Regions from separate parts of the Homo sapiens genome. Here region 2 is linked to region 1. A link is an interaction called in ENCODE POLR2A ChIA-PET data of the cell type or tissue named here. Cell type or tissue: CD4-positive, alpha-beta T cell. All regions are shown on one strand. Links, peaks and the distances in the headings refer to the core of each region. The heading gives the core; the rest is flanking DNA.

Region 1 (6,075 bases), core at 733-4,732:
GAGGGAAGCATGCTGAGGACCCTGGTGTGGAGTTGGAGGGGTCATGTCCTCTGAAAGGTGGCCACCACTCATCGCCAGCCCTTACTGTCATGTGAGAATGTGGCTCTGTGTTTCCAGATATTGTTTTTTTTTTTCCCCTCCAACAGAAGCAGGAAATATAAAAAATTTATATAATATATATAAAATATATTATATATAAATATATAAATATATAAAAATAAATATATATTATATATATAAAAATATATAAATATATATAAAAATATATAAATATATTATATATAATATATTAAATATATTATATATAATATATTTATATAATATATATAATATATTATATAAATATATAAATATATAAAAATATATAAAATATATAAATATATAATATATATTATATATTAATATATTATATATTATATATAAATATATAAAAATATAATATATATAAAATATATATAAAAATATATGATATATAATATATATAAATATATATGTATAAAATATATATTATATATTATATACTATATATTATATATAATATATAAAAAATATATATAAAATATATATATAACTTCACGGAAACTCTGAAGGAGAGGTCAAATATAATATTATATATTTTATATATATAATTTATATATATATAAAACTATATATATATATTTTTGAGAGACAGTCTTGCTGTGTTGCCCAGGCTGGAGTGCAGTGGTGTGATCTTGGCTCATTGCAACCTCTGCCTCCCAGGTTCAAGCGCTTCTCCTGCCTCAGCCTCCCAAGCAGCTGGGATTACAGGTGTGTGCCACCATGCCTGGATAATTTTTGTACTTTTAGTAGAGGCAGGGTTTCACCATGTTGGCCAGGCTGGTGTCGAACTCCTGACCTCATGATCCGCCCACCTTGACCTCCCAAAGGGCTGGGATTACAGGCATGAGCCACCGTGCCTGGCCAGGAAATTATATTTTTATGAGAAATATTCTGTTGTTTAAATTCTGGCACCTCGTTCTTTTTTTTTTTTTTTTTTTGAGACGAAGTTTCACTCTTGTCGCCCAGTCTGGAGTGCAGTGGCATGATCTCAGCTCACTGCAGCCTCTGCCTTCTAGGTTCAAGTAGTTCTCCTGGCTCAGCCTCCCGAGTAGCTGGGATTACAGGTGCCTGCCACCACGCCTGGCTAATTTTTGTATATTTAGTTGAGATGGGGGTTTCACCATGTTGGCCAGGCTGGTCTTGAACACCTGACCTCAGGTGATTTGCCCGCCTTGGCCTCCCAAAGTGCTGGGATTACAGGCGTGAGCCATGGCGCCCGGCCCTAGTTCACAAAATATATATGGCCAAACAAAACATGTCTGGGGCTAGACTTGGACAGGGGGCCCCATTGTGCAACCTCTTATATAGCAAATTAGAGTTTACCAGGAAGTTTCTGCCCTTCAGGCCCTCTGCTCTCACAGAAACTCTATGAAGGAGAGGTCATCTTGTCTATGTTTGTAAGAAGTCACATTGAGAGAAATGACATCTTAGCTCCTCTTATGTGCCAAGTAGTTTGTCTGCGTTATCTTCTTAGATTGGCTCCATCTCTCAGGTGAGGAAACAGACTTGGAAAGGTGAAGTGACTTGCCCACCTAGTTAGAAGCACATCATCTTCTGATTCCTGTCTCATTTCATTTCACCGCTTGTTTGCCCTCTCTGTGGTCTTGCCCACGGACTTGTAGTCCCTGATGTACGCCAGGCCTCTCACAGTGTGGCCCCCGGGATTCCCTTTTATGAAAAAAAGTTGAGCATGAGCTGTAAGTTAGAGTAGGTTTTAATTCTGTCCTACCACGGAGTCTGTTTTATATGAGAACAAGTTATTTAACTCCTCTGAGTGTTAATTTCCTCATTTTTTTCCTTTCTTTCTTTTTTTTTTTTTTAAAGGGCCAGTCCCCATTCTCACAGGGTGTTTGGAAGGAGTAACTGAAGGGGGGTATATAAAGCCGCTGGCAGCCAGGCATGGTGGCTCACGCCTGTAATCCCAGCACTTTGGGAGCCTGAGGCAGGCAGATTGCTTGAGTCTAGGAGTTCAAGACCAGCCTGGGCAAACATGGTGAAACCCTGTCTCTATAAAACATGCAAAAATTAGCCAGGCATAGTGGTGCATGCTTGTAATCCCAGCTACTTGGGTGGCTAAGGTGAGAGGATTACTTGAGCCAGGGAGGTTGAGACTGCAATGAGCTGTGATTGCGCCACTGCACTCCAGTTTGGGTGATGCAGTGAGATCCCATCTCTAAATAAAAAAAAAATAAATAAAGCCCCTAGCATGGTGCCTGGCACATGGTAGGCCCTCAAAAGATGACCCTCCAAAGTGGCCAGGACTCACCATGCATTCAGGGAATATGGATTCTTTTGGTGGCAGCAGGCTGCATTTTTGCCTGGCTGAATGCCTGCAAGCATGGGAACTTTTGATGCAACAGTAATCCTTGGGGTCTGAAAGGCCCCAAATCTCCCGCCAGATCTCTGAGGTTAACATCCAGTCAACCTTTTGCTTTTCATTCTTGGCCTCTTTCCTCCTCACCTCCACCAGTGTGACAGTCATATCCTCTCTATGTTTCTGGTAAGTTCTGGCCTTGAGGGCTGGTCTTATGACTGACAAGTGAAGAGCAGTGCCACCCTCTACTCCACATTCTCAGAAGCGTCTCTAGGTTCCATACTTTAAGGCAGGCTAGCTTCCAAGGCATACTGACAGACATCCCTGTGCAGTCCTGGGGGCACGAGGGTCCCATTCCACCCTGGGGCTTCAGGGTCAGGTGAGGAAGGTAGATCCCTGAAGTTGGGTCCAGAAAAGGCCACTGGGCTAGCCTGTCTCTCGTTCTGGTCACTGACCTCAGGATCCAGCAGGACGCTGCTAGCTTGCTTGGCTCAGCTCTGCGAGTGCTGGGAGCAATAAGCAGTGCTGAAAACGCGATGCATTTCAACCCAAAGCACTCTGATCCCTTTCCAGGCTTTGGGAGAATGTTTTTTCCAGCTCGGTTACTTGCTGGCATGCATAGGTCAATATACAAGGTGTTCTCAGAGAAGCCGGAGCTGAATGTTGACTTTTGTGCTCCCTGGGGTGTGTTCTGGGGAGGAAGTGGGTTTTCAGGTTGTGGTGCGTGTAGGATGTGGTCTGGGATGATTAGTATCACACACTGTGGATAAAGTTAACACGCATTGTGGAGCTTTTTTCCTCTTTTGTACTTTTGGGCGAAGGTGCCTCAAAAGCAGCTTTGTTTATCAAGGAGGTGCCCTTGATTCTGTATGCATTTTTAACATCTGAATAGAAGTTAGACGCACACATAATTGCTTTACTTGATGCAGTAAATACGTTTCAGCCAGATAATCCATAAGACCCTAGTTCAGATCCTGACTTTGATCCCTCTTAGTTGTGTGAGCTCTCACCAGTTTACTTGACCTCACTCTCTGAGCGTCAGATTCCTGAGTGTAAAATAGGTACAAAAACTCAGATTGTTGTAAGGTTTCAGTGAGTTGTTGCGTGTAAAGCATTTAGTATACAGTTCTTGTCACAATGTTTAGTAATGGCAGCTATTATCTTAACTATTAGAGCGGCAGTTTGGCGTGGCACTAATAATGATGATGGTGACAGTTTCACTGAGTGCTTACTACCTCAGCTATTCTTCCAAGTACTTTGCATCACTTAGCTCATTTAACCCTCACAATAAAGCGATAAGGTAGGTGCTGTTCTAATCTCTGTTTTACAGATGCTAAAACTCGGCAGCCAGGTGTGGTGGCTCATGCCCGTAATCCCAGCACTTTGGGAGGCCGAGGTAGGCGGATCATCTGAGGTCAGGAGTTCGAGACTAGCCTGGCCAAAATGGTGAAACCCCGTCTCTACTAAAATACAAAAGAATTAGCTGGGTGTAGTGGTGCATGCCTATAATCCCAGCTACTCAGGAGACAGAGGCAGGAGAATCGCTTGACTCCGGGAGGAGGAGGTTGCAGTGAGCCGAGATTGTGCTATAGCACTCCATTCTGGGCGACAAGAGCGAAACTCTGTCTCAAAACAAAACAAAACAAAACTCAGGCACAGAGAGGTTAAGTAACTTGCCCAAGGTAACCCAGCTCATAAATATGAAAAGAGCAGGGACTTTAGAGTCAGAAGACCTGGGTGGCACGCTTGCATGCCGTGTCCTGGTGGTGTGGCCTACCGCAGAGTGACTGACTCTGATTGCCTTCCCAACTGTAAAATGGTGCTAATGATACAGACCGCCCCCCATTGCCTGGTGTGGTGCGCGGCTGTGAGTGCTTAATAATAGGTGCTTAGGCATCATTTGCTAATTAACTGACTGTGTTAGGTTATTAGGAAGTTCCAGTGGGCTAATAAAAGCTCTGGGTAAACGTTAGTTGTTCTTTTAAATGTCCTGAGGTGCTTATGATTGGAGTTTAAACAGCACACCTGTTTTTCAGATTTCGGAACCACTTAAGAGAGGCACAGTGTAAAGAAGGTGGAGATGAGAATATCACCTTTACTCCTGATACAGTCTTGGAGAATGCAGCTTAGTTGTGGGGCAGCATTAGCTTTCTGATATGAAGCTGAGATTAGGTGGATGTACCAGGCCAGTCACGGGCAGCCTTGGGTACCCAGAGGCCTTCTCACGTGGGTCGAGGCAGGTGGTGGAGGTGGTGGCAGCGGTAGCCCCCATAATACTTCTAGGTGGAAGAACAGACCACCTGAGTGAGAGAAATCACTCCTGAGCCCTGGGGGAGAACTGTGTGGAGGGGCAGATGGGAGCCTGGAGTTTTGAGGGAAAAAAAACTTTCCTTTTGGAAGCCAGACGTAGGGAAGAAGCATATTGATCACAATGACTATTAAAGAAAGCTCCCCAACACCCCAGCAAAACACCCACAAAACAAGAAACTACTTCTGCCAATGGTTCTAGCCAGTTTTCTTCACCACAGTTCATGACTGCTTCATCCTTTTAGGTGATCACACCCAAAACTTTTGGGTCTTCCTGCCTTTTTTTTTTTTTCTTTTGAGACCAAGTCTTGCTCTGTCACCCAGGCTGGAGTGCAATGGCACGATCTCGGCTCGCTGCAGCCTCCGCCTCCCGGGTTCAAGTGATTCTCCTGCCTCAGCCTCCCGAGTAGCTGGGATTACAGGCATGTGCCACCATGCCTGGCTAATTTTTGTATTTTTAGTAGAGATAGGCTTTCACCATGTTGACCAGGCTGGTCTTCAACTACTGGCCTCAAGTGACCCACCTGCCTCTGACTCCCAAAGTGCTAGGATTACAGGCATGAGCTACCACACCCAGCCTTTTTTTAAAACAAAACCAAAACCAAAAGAGACAGGGTCTCTGGTGTGCAGTGGTGTGATCATAGCTCACTGCACCTTGACCTCTTGGGCTCAAGCAATCCTCCTGCCTCCACCTCCTGAATAGCTGGGACTACAGATGTGTACCATCACACTCATCTAATTAAAACAATTTTTTTTTTGGTAGAGATGGGATCTCGCTATGTTGCCCAGGTTGGTCTTGAGAACTCCTGGCCTCAAGCGATCCTCCTGCCTTGGCCTGCTAAAGTGCTAGGATTACGGGTGTGAGCCACTTTACCCAGCCTTGGGTCTTCCTTGACTCCTGACTCTCAAACCTCATATTCAGTCCATCTGCCAGTCTGTGGGTTCAATCTTCAAAGCAAACCCAGAACCTTACTACTTCTCACCTCTCCCCAGCCACCGCTCTGGTCCAAGCCACCATCGTCTCTCACCTGGATTAGTGCGGGGCTCTCTTCCTGGTCTCCCCACTTCTGCCCTTGTCCCTCTTCAGTCTATTTCTATGAGGCCACCAGAATTATCTTTTTTAAAAACTGAAGTCAGATCATGTTGCTCCTCTGCTCAAAGCCCCGCAGTGATTCCCTGGCACGCCGAGGGGAAAAGGCAAGATCCTCCCAAAGGCCTGTACGATCTGCCCCCGGCAGCTCCCTGGCCTCTTCATTTTGTGCCTCCTCTGCCCCCTCTGCAGAGCCACACTGGCCCTGGTAGTTTCTAGAACACGTCACGTTCATGCCTGCCTCTGGGCTTTGCATGGGCCTTCTTCCCAGGCACAACGTGGG
Region 2 (6,075 bases), core at 1,252-5,251, 100 kb before region 1:
TGTCCTCAGAATGCCATTGCAACACTCTTGTTTGAGAAACACTGGGGTTAAGACATGGGAGTCAAAGAAAAGCAAGCAGGCTGGGTGCGGCGGCTCACGCATGTAATCCCAGCACTTTGGGAGGCCGAGGTCGATGGATCACCTGAGGTCGGGAGTTCGAGACCAGCCTGACCAACATGGAGAAACCCTGTCTCTACTCAAAATACAAAATTAGCTGGGCGTGGTGGTGGGCGCCTGTAATCCTAGCTACTCGGGAGGCTGAGGCAGGAGAATCGCTTGAACCTGGGAGACGGAGGTTGCAATGAGCCGAGATCGGGCCACTGCACTCCAGCCTGGGCAGCAAGAGTGAAACTCCGTCTCAAAAACAAAAAACAAAAAGCAAAAAAACAAAGAAAAGCAAGCAGAGTAGGCAGGGGCAGAGCGGCGTGGAGTTCATCTGATCTGTGAAGTACATTAGAGATTTCTCACTTGTTTCTTCATTCATGCAACACATTTTTGTTGCGCATGTTTTTTTTTTCTTTTTTTTTTGAGATGGAGTTTTGCTCTTGTTGCCCAGGCTGGAGTGCAGTGGTGTGATCTCAGTTCACTGCAACCTCTGCCTCCTGGGTTCAAGTGATTCTCCTGCCTCAGCCTCCCGAGTAGCTGAGATTACAGGCATGTGCCACCACTCCTGGCTAATTTTGTATTTTGAGTAGAGACAGGGTTTCTCCATGTTGGTCAGGCTGGTCTTGAACTCCTAATGTCATGTGATCTGCCCGCCTCAGCCTCCCAAAGTGCTGGGATTACAGGTGAGAGCCACCACACCCAGCCTTGAGCACCTACTTTGTGCCTGACTCTAAAATGTCCCTGCCTTCTCAACGTAGGTTGGGAAATGTGAAATACCTTATATGAAGGGTAGAAAAGAAAGAAACTGGTGAGTTTCTCTCTTCCCTTGGGCTTCTCAAAGAGAAAATGGCCTCAAAACAATTGAAAACTAGATTTGCAATGAGAGAGCCTTACTGTTGATTAAGACTCGGGATGTTAAAATGAGGTGTCACATTGGGATTTAGGATCTCCTTTCTAAATGGAAATCTTTAGGAATGAAGACCTAAACCATTGACTCCTTTTAAAATTAATTAATTAATTATTTTTTCATAGAGATGGCAGGGGGGTGGGGGGTGGGGGGTGGCGGTCTCACCAAGTTGCCCAGACTGGTCTCGAACTCCTGGGTTCAAGAGATCCTCTCATCTTGGCCTCCCAAAGTGCTGGGATTGCAGGCATGAGCCACTGCACCCAGCTCCATTGACTCATTTTTAATGGAAAGCTTCATGAGTAATGCATAAAGAAAGGGCTTCTGGGTGAACAGACTTAGGTTCAAATCCTGATTCCTTTCTTGAAATATGTGATTTTTGACAAATTCCTAAACCTCTCTGGGTCTGTTTCCTTTGGGTTGTGATGAGCATTGTATGAAGATGATAAGACCACCTAACATTTATCTTCTGGTTCTGAGCTAAGTTCTATATGTGTATCAACTCATTAATCCTCATTTAATCACAACAAATGGGGAAACCGAGGCATAGAAAGATTAAAATACCTTGCTGAGCAGTTGCAGAGCCTGACTTTGAATGTTGGTCTCTGGAGTCTTTGCTTGTAGCCAGATCATTTACTGACACTCCCACTGATAAAGCGGGGGGATGCCTCACTCATGTGATACTGTTCATCTATCTCTACTGAGAGATGATGGTGAAGTGGTAAAATGCACGGATTTTGGAGCTGGACTGCCATGGTTCCAATTCTAGGCTTATCTTCCGTAATGTGTAACCTGAGTTATTTTGAGCAAGTTATGTAACTTCTCTACTCCTGTCTTGACTTTCCCTTGTGTAAAGTGGAGCTGATAATAAACTTCTTAGGGTTTTGGGGAGGATTGAGTGAGTCAATATGATAAACTTAGAATCGTATCTGGTCCATAGTAAGTGCTCAATAAATGCTGCCTACTGTTAACTTTCGAGTCTCGTCACTTCCTTAGGGAGGCCTCTCCTCCTAATCTTAATTATGTTTTCCTTCCCTGTTATTCACTCTCGTAGCACTTAGGACAATTTGCAATCATATATAAGAGTAAACATCGGGCTGGGCACCATGGCTCACACCTGTAATCCCAGCATTTTGGGAGGCCAAGGCCTCCCAAATCTCAGATCACGAGGTCAGGAGTTCAAGACCAGCCTGACCAATGGTGAAACCCTGTCTCTACTAAAAATACAAAAATTACCCAAGCATGGTGGCACATGCCTGTAATCCCAGCTACTCCAGCTGAGGCAGGAGAATCTCTTGAACCTGGGAGGCAGAGGTTGCAGTGAGCGGAGATCATGCCACTGCCCTCCAGTTTGGGTGACAGAGCAAGACCGTGTCTCAAAAAAAAAAAAAAAAAAAAGAGTAACCATCTCATGGGCTTATTATGATGAATAAATAATAAGATGTGAGTAAAGCATGAATTTTGTGTATATTTGGCTCTCAATATATGTGAATTTTTTTTGTTATTATTATTTACACTGGATTCCTTCCTGGGTTAAAATCACTGACATGTCTACATTATTGGCAATTTCACCAAATCTAAGGCACCATCAATTGTAACCTACACCCTTACTGATGCGTTTCTAAGAAATAGGAAAACCGTGACACAAAGCTTTCCCATCACTTAAAAATTTCATTTTATGCATATTAAAAGAGCTCTTTTAAGTCTTATTTAGACATAGATTTTTATCGACTATCAAGCTGCTTGTTTCCTTACCCTTTTTAGTATATAATAATTTTTCATTTCAGTGCTGAATCAGTGTGGAATGTTTTTGAAGACATTGTAAGTAGTGATTAAACTCAATACCTATAGTGCTAACAGTGCACACAGCTTAAGGGAAAGGTTGGCAAGAGGAAGAGTTGTGACCAGCCCTGTGCACGTGTGGGCAGTGACTATGACCTGGCTGTCAGCAATTCATCAACAATTTGAGATGCCATCACTTGCACATCAATTTACACATCGGTGTAAAAATGTGAAAAAAAAGGTGTTGCAAATTGATGAAATTTAATATTAAAATGTGAATGTCCCCCCTAACAGTTGTATGGTTCCCTATATGGTTTTCCCAAAGCCACCATGGTTTAAATAAAACCTATTAGGTTTTTCCTATTTATTTATTTATGAGACAGAGTCTTGCTCTGTCATACAGGCTGGAGTGCAGTGGCATGATCTCTATTCACTGCAACCTCCGCCACCCAGGTTCAAAGGATTCTACTACCTCAGCCTCCCTGGTAGCTGGGACCACAGACGTGTGCTACCATGACCGGCTGATTTTTGTATTTTTAGTAGAGACGGTGTTTCACCATGTTGGCCAGGCTGGTTTCAAACTCCTGACCTCAAGTGATCTGCCTGCCTGGGCCTCCCAAAGTGCTGAGATTACAGGTGTGAGCTACCGCGCCCTGCAGGTTTTCCTTTTTAGTAGTGACTTCATCTGTCACATTGAACTTTATGTTGGTTAAAGCAATTCTAACTGCTGTAACAGCTAAAACCTCATCAGTTAATGCTATAAAGGTTTGTTTCTTGCTCATGTAGAGTCCAAATCAGATGTCTCTTATTGACAACAAGAGCTGTACTCCACGTTGCCGTTCAGGGATCCAGACACAGAGATTCTGTCAGTTTCACCAGGTCATTTGAAGGGTTGCCCTGGGCCCATAAGCATAAAAGGTTTTATGGGCTAAGCCTGGAAATAGCTTGCAAAGCACACTTTTGCTCACATTTCACTGCTAGAGCTTGAGCACAGGGCAGCATCTATCTGCAAGGGAGTCTGGGAAATGTAGTCTAGCTGGGTCACCAGGAAGAAAAGGAAATGGATTTGGTAATCAGGTAGCAATATCTGCTCTAAGCTTTATAGAGAATTAAAGGACTGTGATGGGCATTCTGTATAAATTAATTCATTTTGCCCTCACAATAACACTTCAAGTGGGCATTGTCCTCACTTTACAGATAAAGAAACTGAAACTCAAAGAGGTGAAAGACTTGCCCAAGGTCATATAGCTTTACAGTCATGGAGCTAGAGTTAAAGTCTTATCTGCCTATGTTCTTCTCATTACACCCATTTGCCTCTTTGAATTATACAAGAAAGATGGAGGGAGAGAGAAACTACATATCTATAGTCCTTTTCCTATGAGGCTGATCCACATATAGGGTTTCCTTTGGTTTTCTCCAAGGTCATGGATTTTACCCATAATCAGTCGTCTCTTACCAGTGGATAGGGGAGGACCAAACTACAGCATTTGGTACCCACAAATAGCCTGGGTTTCACTTGAGTGGGTCTGGCTAGGATGTGTCCTTTTTCTGGGTACATGACATTTGGGAACAGTCATTTGAACAATGGACTTATATCTATAGATATACATGTAGATATAGATGTAGATGAGATATAGATAAAAAATACTTAGAAGTAAAAACAACCAAACACAATGTGTAGACGATGATTGGATCCTAGTTTGAAAAAAAAATACAGCAGTAAAAAAATATTTTGGGGGTGGGTGCAGTGACTTACGCCTGTTATCCCACCACTTTGGGAGGCTGAGGTGGACCGATCACTTGAGCTCAGGAGTTTGAGACCAGTCAAGGCAACACAGTGAAACCCGCCTCCATAAAAAATACAAAAATTAGATGGGTGTGGTGGCATGTACCTGTAGTTCCAGCTACTTGGGAGGCTGAGGTAAGAGGATGCCTTGAGCCTGGGAGGCAGAGGTTGCAGTGAGCTGAGAATGTGCCACTGCACTTAAGCCTGGGCAACAGAGCCAGACCCTGTTTCAATAAATAAATAAATATATAAAAAATTATATATATATAGTTATATATAAACATCAAAGAGTTAATTATATATAATACATAAAAGGTTATATATAATTGTATATTTACATATATGTTATATATATGTAATATATACCATATAATACATATATAATATATATAATATGTATCTATATTACATATATACATATGTATATAGGTAGTGTCACCCAAGCTGGAGCACAGTGGCATGATCTCAGCTCACTGCAATCTCTGCCTCCCGGGTTCAAGTGATTCTTGAGCCTCTGCCTCCCAAATAGCTGGGATTACAGGCCTGCACCACCACACCTGGCTAACTTTTGTATTTTTAGTAGAGACAGGGTTTTGCCATGCTGGCCATGGCTGATCTTGAACTCCTGGCCTCAAGTGATCTGCCCGCCTTAGCTTCCCAAAGTGCTGGGATTACAGGTGTGAGCCACTGTGCCTGGCCAAATTTTTTATAGAGATGGCGGGCGGCGGGGAGGGGGTCTCACTATGTTGCCCAGGCTGGACTTGAACTCCTAGCTTCAAGTGGTCTGCCCGCCTCAGCCTCCCAAAGTGCTTAGGATTACAGGCATGAACCACCATGCCCGGCTGGATGTTTATGATATTATTCTTCCTTATGACATTTGCTTTTTGAGGTAAGACAATGAGGATATTTGGATGAAGCTTAAAAATGGATAGCACTTATCACTATCTGAAATTTTTATTGTTACATATGTTTATTTATTGATTGATATATTTTCTCTGCCTGCCCCCAACCTGACTGTAACTCCGTGAAAACAGGGACCTTGCTAGTTTTGTTTGTTTTTTTGAGGCAGGTTTTTCCTCTGTCACCCAGGCTGAAGTGCAGTGGTGCCATCATAGCTCACTGCAACCTCAACCTCCAGGGTTCAAGTAATCCTCCTACCTCAGCCTCCCGAGTAGCTGGGACTACAGGAACGTGTCACAACACTTGGCTAATTTTTTTTTTTTTTTTTTTTTAGAGGGAGTCTCGCTCTATCGTTCAGGCTGGAGGGCAATGATGCGATCTCGGCTCCCTGCAACCTCCGCCTCCCAGGTTCAAGTGATTCTCCTGCCTCAGCCTCCTGAGTAGCTGGGATTACAGGCAAGCACCACCACACCCAGCTAATTTTTTTTTTTTTTGAGATGGAGTCTCGCTCTGTCTCCCAGGCTGGAGTGCAGTGGCGCTATCTCAACTCACTGCAAGCTCTGCCTCCTGGGTTCACGCCATTCTCCTGCCTCAGCCT

Evidence for each region. Peaks named below come from ENCODE experiments on the same cell type or tissue, not always from the same donor. Only the 100,000 strongest peaks of a DNase experiment are listed, where the experiment ranks them.
Region 2: POLR2A ChIA-PET joins it to region 1 with 7 read pairs; 9 of 35 experiments call an interaction of 5 or more read pairs at or near these places.

What each region holds. Positions count from the first base shown.
Region 1 is chr11:48,052,931-48,059,005 of GRCh38, forward strand. All of the region lies in intron 1 of PTPRJ (protein tyrosine phosphatase receptor type J), which reads left to right. Among named protein-coding and RNA genes, the nearest start is that of MIR3161, 41 kb to the right of the region's middle. RefSeq lists an enhancer at 3,395-3,896. In CD4-positive, alpha-beta T cell, for the core only: no CTCF peak of the experiment used is centred there; DNase peaks (open chromatin) are centred at 2,561 and 3,111; H3K4me3 peaks cover 1,059 bases; H3K27ac peaks cover 1,187 bases.
Region 2 is chr11:47,951,634-47,957,708 of GRCh38, forward strand. No RefSeq gene overlaps it. Among named protein-coding and RNA genes, the nearest start is that of PTPRJ, 26 kb to the right of the region's middle. RefSeq lists enhancers at 3,684-3,978, 3,723-3,812. In CD4-positive, alpha-beta T cell, for the core only: no CTCF peak of the experiment used is centred there; no DNase peak of the experiment used is centred there.